Regions from separate parts of the Homo sapiens genome. Here region 1 is linked to region 2. A link is a contact called in ENCODE Hi-C data. All regions are on one chromosome and are shown on one strand. Each heading gives the region's core, a stretch centred on a gene start or an enhancer-like site at or near the end of the contact. The rest is flanking DNA. Distances are from core to core; before and after follow the strand shown. Region 1 holds the start of BCYRN1 (brain cytoplasmic RNA 1). Region 2 overlaps PRKCE (protein kinase C epsilon).

The links. Hi-C counts contacts between places; a loop is a spot of excess contacts on that map. Pooled maps may share reads with other maps.
Region 1: a pooled map shows a loop between it and region 2 (3-fold over the local background). The contact joins the promoter of BCYRN1 here to the enhancer-like site in region 2. A Hi-C loop is called at or near these places in 1 of 168 maps with a recorded cell type or tissue (K562), 1 of 37 single-sample maps with no recorded cell type and 7 of 50 pooled maps.

What each region holds. Positions count from the first base shown.
Region 1 is chr2:47,331,322-47,337,440 of GRCh38, reverse strand. BCYRN1 (brain cytoplasmic RNA 1) reads right to left here and starts at 2,126. Exons shown (of 1, transcript NR_001568.1): 1 at 1,927-2,126. It overlaps EPCAM-DT (EPCAM divergent transcript), which reads left to right. Exons shown (of 5, transcript NR_110208.1): 2 at 4,415-4,507; 3 at 5,033-5,168. RefSeq lists enhancers at 197-491, 679-768 and a silencer at 2,646-2,695.
Region 2 is chr2:45,988,947-45,995,322 of GRCh38, reverse strand. The region is part of intron 6 of PRKCE (protein kinase C epsilon); the gene reads right to left. Among named protein-coding and RNA genes, the nearest start is that of EPAS1, 310 kb to the left of the region's middle. Within about 2 kb of position 2,967, at least 16 of the 41 ENCODE cell types and tissues checked have a DNase peak (open chromatin) inside an H3K27ac peak, as active enhancers do.

The DNA of each region.
Region 1 (6,119 bases), core at 877-3,376, 1.3 Mb before region 2:
CTAATTTTGTTTATTTTTTGTAGAGACAAGGTCTCAAGAGTTCTCACTATGTTGCCCAGGCTGGTCTTGGACTCCTGGGCTAAAGCGGTCCTCCTGCCTTGGCCTCCCAAAAGTGCTGGGATTATAGGCATGAGCTGCCATGCCCAGTCTGAGATCATGGGTTCTTTAACTGTACCCTCTTCAGACCTTAGCCCAGTATGGGATATAAAGGAGCTTCTCAGGATAGATTGACTATTATTTGCAAAGGTAATGAGAAGTGAGTCTGTGCTTGGAACAGATACCAGAGAATGCAGCCTCTGTGATGAGATCATCTGGGCCCTGTGAAAGAAACTGTTTGGCAGAGACGGTTGCTTATCAAAGCTGGCTGGGTGTGTTTTGGCCCTGTGTTATCTGTTTAGAGTCAAGGCTGGCCTCAGTGAGGAGCAAAGAGCCAGCCAGTGGGTGGTCTAGCCTCCTGCACTCAAATATGTCTCCCCCAAAAGCTGAGAGTCCCTTTAGAATTCAGTTTCTTTCAGCTATTTCTGCCTGGTTCAAATGTGAACACCCTGTCCTGAATGGTGAATGAATTTTTTTCTTCCTCATTTGGGCTTCTAGTTGAAAACCACACCCTACCAGATGAAATGCAGAAGTGAAATTTGTGGAAAGTGGTCTGGGTGGAAACCCTCCTCTAAATCCCATCTGAGATCTCAAAGGACACTGGTTCTCAGAAGAGCCTAGAAGACAGAGATGGGGCAAGGAGGGGTCTCACAGCTGCCCAACACCAGCCAGCACATAATTTGGGCCAAGATTTGGTTAACTGTGGATTGGGACAAGGTGAAAGAAAACATGGCTCACAAAGGAAGTCCAATGGCACCCATGAGGCAAATGTACGCTGGGCTCAGTTACAGATATGGGGAGGAGCAAGTTTGGAAGTCGCAACTGTCACCATCAGGGAGAGCTGGGGCCACAGCTGGGAGACAGGACCTCTAGTCAGAGCTGCTGGTGCTTCAGGGATGGAAGACTCAGACGCTACAGGCTTGACCTGCCTTCAAGGTATGAATGATGGCAGGTATGCTGAGAAGTTTACTTGCCTCCTGCAATGTTTTCCCTACCTGCTCACAGATGCCTGACATTCCTTTTAACAGGGAACAGGCCTTGTATTACAGAGCAAAAGAGCAAGCTTAAAATGGCCATTGGAGGAGAGACTCATATCTGAGAAAGACAGCAAGAGGGGGAGAATGGTGTGTGTGTGTGTGTGTGTGTGTGTTTGTCTAGGATGGTATAATTTTGCTCAAGGCCATGGAAATAAGAAAATTTGGAGGCTGGGCACGGTGGCTCACAGCTGTAATCCCAGTACTTTGGGAGGCTGAGGCAGGCGGATCATTTGAGGTCAGGAGTTTGAGACCAGCCTGGCCAACATGGTGAAACCCCGTCTCTACTAAAAATACAAAAATTAGCCAGGCATGGTAGTGCATGCCTGTAATCCCAGTTACTTGGAAGGCTGAGGCAGGAGAATCACTTGAACCTGGGAGATGGAGGTTACAGTGAGCCGAGATTGAGCTATTACATTCCAGACTGGGTGACAGAGCTAGACTCCATCTCAAAAAAAAAAAAAAAAAAAAAAGAAAGAAAATTTGGGGTCCTGTTGGTGGGGTGGGAGGAGGGACAGCATCAGGAAGAATAGCTAATGGATGCTGGGTTTAATACCTAGGTGATGGGTTGACCTGTGCAGCAAACCACCATGGCACACGTTTACCTATGTAACAAACCTGCACATCCTGCACATGTACCCTCGAACTTAAAATAAATACTGATTAAAAAAGTAAAAAGAAAATTTGCTTTCTCCCCCACATATAGCAGTAGCAGCAGCATTTCAGAATGGCTTTAACTTCTCCCAGCTTTAAGAAGCTGAGGAAAGCAAGGCCTTTCTTCCAGGCAAGAATATGAAAAGGGGGGGGGGGGTTGTTGCTTTGAGGGAAGTTACGCTTATTTTTTTTTTGTCTTTTGTTTTTTTTTTTCCTTTTTCTGGAGAACGGGGTCTCGCTATATTGCCCAGGCAGGTCTCGAACTCCTGGGCTCAAGCTATCCTCCCGCCTCTTAGCCTCCCTGAGAGCTGGGATTACAGGCGTGAGCCACCGCGCCCGGCCTCTTATTCTCGATTGAAATTCTTTCATAGATCTCAAATTGTCGCTCTGAAATGCAGTACTTCCCTCTGCTGGCCATAGGGTTATATAGCTCATCAAAAACAAGGATGACTCCCAAGTCGTCTCCCTCATCTAAGACTAAGGAATTGACTCAGGACATGAGGTGGGAGATAAATCAAATATAGGATGATTTTCCAACCCTCACACCCCCTCAGAAAACATCCTTGAGTGTCTTTTGGCTCTGAATTTAAATAGGTTTATCTAGCTTCTCCAGCCTGTGCTTAGCCAATTAGGTCACATTGGCATGAATGTGCAAAGAACAATGGCTTGGAGCCCCACCCACCCAATTGCAGGACCTTGGCCCCCTCCCAAAACCTCCCTCAGAGATCCTGGAATACTTTCAGGGGGCGGAGGCTCATGATTTGGGGTTTGGGGCCTCACAGAGAGTCCACCATGTTCTTCTTGCTGGCTTCTGTCCCTACACCATCTCTTGGTTAAAAAGCCCCTCAAGGTCTCAAGCCGGGCGCAGTGGCTCATGCCTGTAATCTCAACACTTTGGGAGGCCGAGGTGGGCGGATCACCTGAGGTCAGGAGTTTCGAGACCTCCCTGAGCAACATAGTGAAACCCCATCTCTACCAAAAATGCAAAAATTAGCTGGGCATGGTGGCACATGCCTGTAATCGCAGCTACTTGAGAGGCTGAGGCAGGAGAATCGTTTAAACCTGGGAGGCGGAGATTGCAGTGAGCCGAGACAGCACCACTGCACTCCAGCCTGGGTGACACAGCAAGATTCCATCTCAACAACAGCAACAAAAGCCCTTGAAAGAAATTTCCCGCTGCTCTATTGTCCTGCCTGAGCCAGAGTCTGCTAATTCTCGAGTCTGCCTCGGTTGCAGTCCTGCTAGTGCCAGTTTCTGTGCAGATGTAGGAAAAAGGGCTCCACAAGAGAGGTGGAATTTATTCTGATGTATTTGTATGACCAAATAACAAGTTACATGCTCTCCATTGCATGGTGGTGTGTTTTGGTTAAAAAGCTACCATATCCTAGCAGGGTGGTGGTGATGTGTACCTGTAGTCCCAGCCACTCAGGAGGCTGAGGGAGGAGGATTGCTTGAGCCCAGGAGTTTGAGATCAGTCTGGAAAACATAGTGAGACCCCATCTTTAAAAAAAAAAAAAAAAGCTACCTTGCTTAGGGGGCTTTTTTCATTCTTGTGAAACTGAATTTCCACAAATTGATTCTGAAATCAGAGTGAATACTCTACTAGTATTTTCTATTTCTTTAAGATGTTTTATTTATTTATTTGAGACAGAGTCTCTCTGTCGCCAGGCTGGAGTGCAGTGGTGTGATCTCGGTTCACTGCAACCTCCGACTCCCTGGTTCAAGCGATTCTCCTGCCTCAGCCTCCCGAGTAGCTGGGACTACAGGCACGCGCCACCACGCCCAGCTGATTTTTGTATTTTTAGCAGAGATGGGGGTTTCACCGTGTTAGCCAGGATGTTCTTGATCTCCTGACCTTGTGACCCGCCCACCTCAGCCTCCCAAAGTGCTGGGATTACAGATGCGAGCCACCGTGCCCAGCCAAGATGTTTTATTCAAATTCTACTTTGATTTTATTTGAGGCCTTCAAAACCTTCCATAATGAAGGCTGGATATATCCCTTAGGATGAGAAATAGAGCCTAAAGGAGATGTTCTCAACATGACTCTCCAGTAAACAGTGGTAGTAAGTACTAGGGTCAAACCTCACCTTGGGGAGAAAAAGGGTGTTTATAGGTTTATGGGCCTTTCTCAAAGGCACACTGAAAAACACGAAACACAGGTCTCATTGTAGAGGCTGAGAAGTGGGAGCATATCCAGTTTTTAAAAGCAAATAAAATACAAGTTATTACTTGTGACACAAACAAGCCGGAACCCCAAGACCCAGAGGTGCTTCTTGGCATCTGGAAGAAGCTGATGCGGTGGCAGTGCTCTGAGTCAGGGGATGCTCAAGGATTACTCCGTAGGCCTTCAGTGATGTGTTTAGTGCTGCAGCGGGAAACTTCACCTCTCTTTTAACCCCAGTCTAAGGCCTCAGCTCAGCTCTGATAGGAGCTACTGGAAGCAAGTGACTTCGCAGAGGACCTAAACTGTAAGAAGTTCGCATTGAAAGCTGGAGCCAAGGTCGGTTTCGTGGGTGTGCATCAGGCATAGACAGGGCCTCGTGCTCAGAAGAGCTCTGTTCAAAAGGGTCCTGCACTGGGGGGCTAATGTTCTATGACACTGTCTTAGAATTCTTTTCTGTTTTTTTGAGGTGGGAGGTCTCGCTATGCTTCCCAGGCTGGACTCAAATTCCTGGGCTCAAGTGATTCCCCCGCCTCAGCCTCCTGAGTAGCTGGGACTACAGGTAAGTGCCACTGCACCCACCTTGTCTTGAAATTCTTAATAATTTTTTCGTTGCATTTACACTTTGCAAGTGAAGTCCAATGGGACAATGCAGCATGCACTGAGGGCTTGGAGTCTTGGCCCATGCGTGGTCTGCCTCTCCCTGCTTCCCTGGAACAATTCTCAGCTGCCTGTTCCCCGCTTCCTGGTTCCCCAGGCCCCACCTGACTTCCCCTTCCTTGCTGACCTCTGCCTGCTGTAAGGGCCTAGCTGTGGGCACAGGGAGAATTGGGGTTGAGCTGGTGTGCCCTATGGCATTTTGGGGAGAGGCAGGGTGGCAGCCATCCTTGCCCTGGGCTGGCAGCGCCATGGTGCCTTTGATGAGCAGCAGCAGGACTGGCCTCTCAGCCATCCCCTAGCCAGGTGCTGAGACTGCTTTGGAATGGAGATTTAATCCCCTGGAGGTCTCCCAGCAGCCATGGGTTGGGGCAGCAGGCCTGTGGGAAGGGAAGATTGACGGCCTCACCTCATCCTTGCCCCTGGGCAGATATGGCATGTCAGTCTGGTGGTCTAGCCAGAGGAAGACTCCTGGAGCTGGTGAACTGTGCATGGATATGCAGTCACGGGCAGCCCACCTCCTACTCCTCACCCTCCCTGTGCCTGTGAGGGTCTGCACTCACCCTGTAAGTATCCCTGTGCCCAAGGAAGCATAGCATCAAACAGTAAATAAGAAACACCAAGAGAGGGCAAGACAGAGACCACAGAAGAAAGGAAAAGTTTGTAGTTTAGTGCCTCTAATGGCACTTTTTTCCCTACCCATCTTTTCTTTTCTTCTTTTTTTTTTTCAGGGTCTTGCTTTATTGCCCAGGCTGGAGTACAGTGGCGCAATCACGGCTCACTGCAGCCTCAACCTCTTGGGCCCGAGCAATCTTCCCACCTTGGTCTCCTAAAGTGCTGGGATAACAGGCATGAGCCACCACATCTGGCTGAGGCCCCACATTTTCATTTTGTGCTGAGACTTGTAAATTAGGTAGCTGGTCCTGGCTGTAGCAGATGGTATAGATTCTTTTTCTGGCTCTGTTTTTGTGACATCTCAACTTACTGGGCTCTTATTAAAGGTGATTTAGGTGACTTATCAACTTTTCATGAGTACAGATGAAGAACTCTTCTAGGGCAGGGGTCCCCAACCCTTGGGCCACAGACCAGTACTGGCCTATTAGGAGCCAGGCCGCACAGCAGGAGGTGAGTGGCAGGCAAGCAAATCAAGCTTCATCTGTATTTACAGCCACTCCCCATCACTAGCATTATTGCCTGAGCTTGGCCTCCTGTCAGATCAGTGGCGACCTTGATTGTCATAGGAGCGTGAACCCTCTAGTGAACTGCGCATGGCAGAGATCTAGGTTGCACTCTCCTTGTGAGAATCTAATGCTTGATGATCTGTCACTGTCTCCCATCACTCCGAGATGGGATCGCCTAGTTGCAAGAAAACAAGTTCAAGGCTCTCACTGATTTTGCCTTATGGTGAGTTGTATAATTATTTCATTATATATTACAAAGTAATAATAATAGAAATAAAGTGCACAATAAATGTAATGTACTTGAATCATCCCTAAACTATCCCCTGCCGCCCTAGT
Region 2 (6,376 bases), core at 1,718-4,217:
CCCCCACCTCCCCAAACTAAAACAAACAAACAAACAAACAAAAAACAAACAAAACCAAACCACACACTGCCAATAGAATAAAAAGACAAGTAACAGACTGGGAGAAAGTATTTACAAAAGACATATATGATAATATATGCCTATATTATCCAATATAGGCAACAAACTCTTAAACTTAACAATAACAAAATGAATAACCCAATGGGCAAAAGACTTGAGCATACACCTCGCCAAAGAAGATATTCAGATGGTAAATAAGCATAGGAGAAGATGCTCCACTTCATGTGTCATTAGGAAATTACAAATTAAAACAATGAGATACCACTACACACCTATTAAAATGGCCAAAATACAAGGAGGTAACTGATAACACCCAATGCCATTCAGGATATGAAGCAACAGGAACTTTTTATTCATTGCTGGTAGGAATGCATAGTGGTCCAGCCACTTTGAGAGACAGTTTGGCAGTTTCTTACAAAACTAAATATACCATTACCATAAGATCCAGCAATTACACTACTGATATTTACCCAAATGAGGTGAAGAGTTATGTTCATATAAAAACCCGCACATGGATGTTTATAGCAGTTGTATTCATAATTGCCAAAACTTGAAAGCAAGCAAAATGTCCTTTAGTAGGTGAACGGATAAACTATGGTATATCCAGACACTGAAATATTATCCAGCCTTAAAAAGAAGTGAGTTAGCAACTGTGAAAAGACATAGCAGAACATTAAATGCATATTGCTAAGTGAAAGGTGCCAATCTCAAAAGGCTATCCCCTGTATCATTCCAACTATAGGACATTCTGGAAAAGGTAAAACTATGAAAATGGTAAAAAGTTTAGTGGTTACCAGGGGTTAGGAGAGAGGGAGGGATGAAGAAGCAGAACACAGAGGATTTTTAGTGCAGTAAAACTATTCTGTAAGATACTATAATGGTAGATTCATGTCATTATACATTTGTCCAAAATCATGGAAATGTACACCACCAAGAGTGAGCCCTAATGTAAACTATGGACTTTGATGATGATGTGTCAATGAAGGTTCACTGACCGTTAACAAATATACCACTCCGTTGCAGAATGCTGATGGTGAGGGAGGCCGTGCATGTGTGGAGGCAGAAGGTTTGTGGAAAATCTTTATACCTTTGACCTATTTTGTTGTGAACCTAAAACTACTCTAAAAAGTAAAGTCTACTAAAAATGTTTAAAAACCAAAACTGTTCCTGGAGTGAAGCCAGGCAGGATAAGCAGCCAGATCTCCGTAATGCTCTACATAACCTGGTCACCTGTCTGGAGAGAGCCCCCCCAGACCAGCCTGGACAGTTCAACTGAGCTACTGAACCCAAGATGCCCATTGGGCTAAAGGTGGGGGTGGGGTGAGGTGGTGGCAGGGTGGCTTTCTCAGGACAAAAACAAACAAGAAAACTCCAGCGCAGCCAGGCCATGGCACCGACTTGACTAATGGAGTTATCACTAATAACTCTGATCCGCGGGCTGATCAGAGACCAGGCAACAGCACTGTGCCCAGAATTCTGTCCCCACTACCCTGCCTCATTGCATCAGCTGCCCTTTGATGCTCATTCACCACACCTGCTCCACCCACCAAACCCATGAAAGCTGTCTTCTGCCTCTCTGTGAAGTGACGGAAAAGAGAATAAAAGAGCCAAGTTGAGAATTTCTTGAGAAGGGCAACTAACTTGTCTACATAACTTGACCACTAGCTCCCTCTGGTGTTGAAATGCCAGACCTGTCTGTCCTGACAAAACAACTTGGGCTGGCAGGTCGGCAAAGGGGGTATCTTTTTTTGGTTTTGGTTTTGAGGACTTTGCCTTTTATTTTTAAAAAGTCTGCTATTTCCCCTGAGTTATGTACTCATCTTAATATGTAAAAAAAATCTCAATCACACATCAGTTAGCATGCACGATGTGAGATAGTGACTTTGAAAGTGCTTTGAAAAGTCTGGAAATGCCAGGGCAAAGTGGTGAGGAAGGGGAGCTCCAGTTACTCTGGGCAGCCATAACGGGAGCAAGATGGGCTCCTGGAGGCTGCAGGTGTCACTGGGAGGCCACAGACCAGCAAAGGACAGTGGGCGTCCCTGTTGGAACCAAAAGAAACCTGAGATGCATTTGCATTAATGTGGCCAAATGAACCACCCACCCCCACCCCTCACAACACTACTGGGGAGCACCAAGGCCAAAGGCCGTGAGCCCCTGCTGCCAATCCACTCCCAGCCCTAGGCTGCCCTTTAAGGCTTCTCTTTCCAGAATGCCTCTCAGTGCTCACTTTCACTGGTTTCATTTGGATAAAGTTGTACCGGGAAGAAATAGATCTGCTTTGCCAGGGGCTCTTACAAAAAGAGAAGCGCTCTTCTACTACTACCCAGCTATTCACCACACATTTGTTGAGGACCTACTATGTGCTGGGTGGTGCAGCAGCAGCAGTGTTGTCTGGGGACACACTGGGGTTCAGGCACTCTGACTTTCACCTTCTATCACACATCCTACCGTCATTTGGAGAGACTTGGTTTCCATGTTTCCACCCTTTTTATAGCTGAGATTGAAGCAAAAGGCAGGCCAGGCTCCTGGGAATTCCTCCAAAGCAAGCAGACAACCTTCTGGGAATGGTGACAGAGCCACTCCTAAGGAGGGGCCCAGGCCCATGTATGCTGCAGGAATTTCTTTATGTTGGGGTAATTTGGCCCTTGAGGGTGAGCCAGGGCAATGGTTTGATTTCATAACAGGTTCCAGTCATGCCAAGCTCAGAGACAGAGAGCAAATATTTGCAAATGGGAAATTGTGTGCTTGTGCAATGGAAGTTGGCAGGGGTGTGAGAGTGAACGACCGCAAAGTCGTTCACGCAGAATGAGGAGAAAGGAGGTAAGAGGGATGCCCCCCTGGGGTCATGCTGGGCCAAATGTCATCACCAGAAAGAGATTTTGGAGTCCTGATCACACCAGAACCGTGACTCAGAGCTTTCCGGGGACCACGATCGGCCGCTTGTCTGCTACCCAGCATTCCTCAGATCAAAGCTCAGACTGAATTTTCAGCCAATCTGCCACGTGTACAGGGGACATTCTCATGGTCCCCAGGCATTGTGGATGTTACTGCAAAGGATTCTGAGTCAACCAAAGCACTCCTGTGGCATTCTTTCTCCCTACACCCCTTTCCAGGCCCTCTCTTGCCTGTAAATTGCTCACACTTATTTCTGACTCAATGCCTGAATTATCGCCTATGATTTCACTTATTATGTTCAATGACCAAGCACAGTGCAAGTTTCTAGAGAACTAAAGTAATGTTTTATCTCCAGGTTCACCACGACGCCTTGCACAAATCAGGACAACATGCTTTTCAGTTATTCTAACTCTACGGAAAGTAGTAGTACTACAGTGGCATAAATGACACCTCTCAGACCAGACCCAATAGATAACAGGGAACTAGAATCCCAAGCTCACCATGCAAGCCACACAAATTAAACGTCAATGAAAAGGAAGGTAAAGCAGTCCATTAACATGGCTTGACTTTAAAGCAAACAAGTAAAAGTGCCCTTATGTAATTCCCTCCTTGTATAATTCAACCACAAAAAGACAAGGGTTTAAAGTGATTGTTTGATTTCTGTGGGCCTTTCTTTCATAATTATTCACACATATGCATGAAAAGGTATGTATGAGGATGTCTGTGACAGCATAAATTAAAATGGCGACAACACACAAACCAGTAAACATCCATCAAGAGGGCAACATTTTAAACAATCTACGGAACATCCACAATGTGGACTCTTTCTAGTAAGTAAAGTAGATGTCTGTACACTGCCTTGGAAATACTCCAAGACATACTGTAGAAAAGCAAATTATATAACTATGCACGGAGGATTGAATTAACAAATATTTATTGGATGTCAGTGTGCAGGCACTGTTCTAGATGCTGGGTAAACAGAGAATAAAACAGACAAAAAAAAATCTCTGTCCTCATGGACCTTGTATTTGGATTGGGAGAGACAGAAATTAACATTATAAGGTCTGGCGTGGTGGCTCATGCCTGTAATCCCAGCACGTTGGGAGGCTGAGGTAGGTGGATCACTTGAGGTTGGGAGCTAAAGACCACCCTGGCCAACATGATGAAACCCCATCTCTACTAAAAATGTAAAAATTTGCCGGGCGTGGTGGCAGGTGCCTGTAATCCCAGCTACTTGGGAGGCTGAGGCAGGAAGATCACTTGAACCCAGGAGGCAGAGGTTGCAGTGAGCTGAGATTGCACCGCTGCACTCCAGCCTGGGTGACAAAGTGAGACTCTGTCAAAAAAAAAAAAGAAGAAAGAAAGAAAGGAAGAAAGAAAGAAACTAACATTATACAAGTAATTTAGACTGGGTGCAGTGGCTCACACCTGTAATCCCAGCACTTTGGGAGGCTGAGGAGGACGGATCACTTGAGGTCAGGAGTTTGAGACCAGCCTGGCCAACATGGTGAAACCCTGTCTCTATTAAAAATACAAAAATTAGCCTAGTGTGGTGGCATGCACCTATAGTCCCAGCTACTCCAGAGGCTGAGGCAGGAGAATTGCTTGAACCTGGGAGGTGAAAGTTGCAGTGAGCTGAGAGCCGAGATCATGTCACTGCACTCCAGCCTGGGCAACAGAGCGAGACTCCATCTCAAAAAAAAAAAAAAGAAAGTAATTTAGAATATTAGAAGATGATAAGTGCTATGTTAGAAAAAAAAGCAGAGGAAGTAAGAGACGAGAGACAAGAGCTTGAGAGCTACCCAGTGGTCAGGGTAGACCCCATAGACAAGACGATTGCATTTGTGAGGAGGCGAAGGGGATGTGGATGGGGAGGTGCAGGTGTGCCAGGCAGCCCCTAAGCTGCCTCCTGATTGCCCCTGCCTCATAGTGTTCATGCTTTTATGTAACTCCCTCCCTTGGAGAGGACTGGACGTAGTGATTCTCTTCTAATGAACAGAAAACATCAAAAGCGATAAGATGTCCCATTGCCTCGTGTCTGGGGCATCTTTTCTCACTTTCTTGTTTGCATTGAAGGAAGCCAGTCACTGTGTGGAGAGGCCCATACGGCAGAGAACTGATGTTTCTGGTCAGTGGCCATGTGGGCGAGCTTGGAAGTGGATCCTCTTCCAGTTGAGTTTTCAGATGAGACAACAGCCCCAGCTCTCAGCTTGACTGAAACCTCATGAGAGTCAGATGCACCCAGCTAAGCTCCATCCAGATTTCTGACCAGCGGAAACTCTGAGAAAATAAGTATTGGTTGTTTTACACCACTATGTCCTGGGGTCATTTGTTATGTAGCAATAGACTCTAACGCAGTGTGTGTGAGTATCCGTGCAGCAAAGGCACACAAAAAGAGGACATTTTTAGAAGTAAGAGGACCCATAGCACATTTTTAGAAGTCTGAGGATGAAAGTGGAAAGAGAATATAAAGAAAGCCTTTAATATTTTTAATATATATCTAACTTCAGTCTTGCTTGGATCTTTGACAGTAAGAACAGTGAGAATGTATTTATGTATTGTGCTCTTTATAATTCTAAAAATAAAAGTTGAAGTTACGACAAGGGACCTAGCTGTTAAAAATAGTAAAGGACTGACATTTTCAGAAATGTTGAAAATTAAAAATTATTCTGCATGTTTTTAGTGTTTTTAAGTATCCAAAATACTTTTTTTTTTTTTTAAACAAGGAAAGGAAGGAAGGAGGGAGACAGGCAGGCCTTTCTTTCATCTTTATGGCTCTGCACAGCCACCCCAAGGTATGTGGCTAAGATCACTCCATTTTTATTTTTTATTACTGTCCTCAGAAGGGAAGAGGGCAGTTGGGGTTAAAAGCCAAGGGCACTAAGCCAGGGTGACCTGCTTGCAACCTCCCAGCTAGGCAGTACCCAAACCAGGACAGCTCCTCCAAATCCTAGCCTGTGATCTCTTCAGGCCACCACTCCTGTTTACTACTTACTGGAGAGGAGGGGACACCCTGTCCCCTTGGCCCCTGAAAACAGCCGCAGATCAGAGCAGTTATTAAGATGTGTGTCAGAGAGAGGCAGGAGCGAGGAAGAAGATTCTTTAGGAATCTCCAGGCCAGGTCTTCGTGGAGTACACCTTCCTCCCTGTGCCTCGTCCCCTGTCCTGGAGGACAGCAGGTGCAGAGCATTCACCCCAGATGGGGATGAGAAAAAGCAGGGCTTCCGCTTCCACAGGCCCCCGCAGGCCCAACTGCAGGCTCCGTCAGGAGGTCTGGCTTTCCTGTGAAGTTGCCCCTTGGTGCCCGATGACTTCAGAGCAGCTGTGCTGAGACATGAGTGTGGGGGATGGGACGGGGGCAGGTGAGAACTGGATCTTCTCTAGAGAAGGAAACTGCAATCAAAGGGTATTGGGTGTCTCT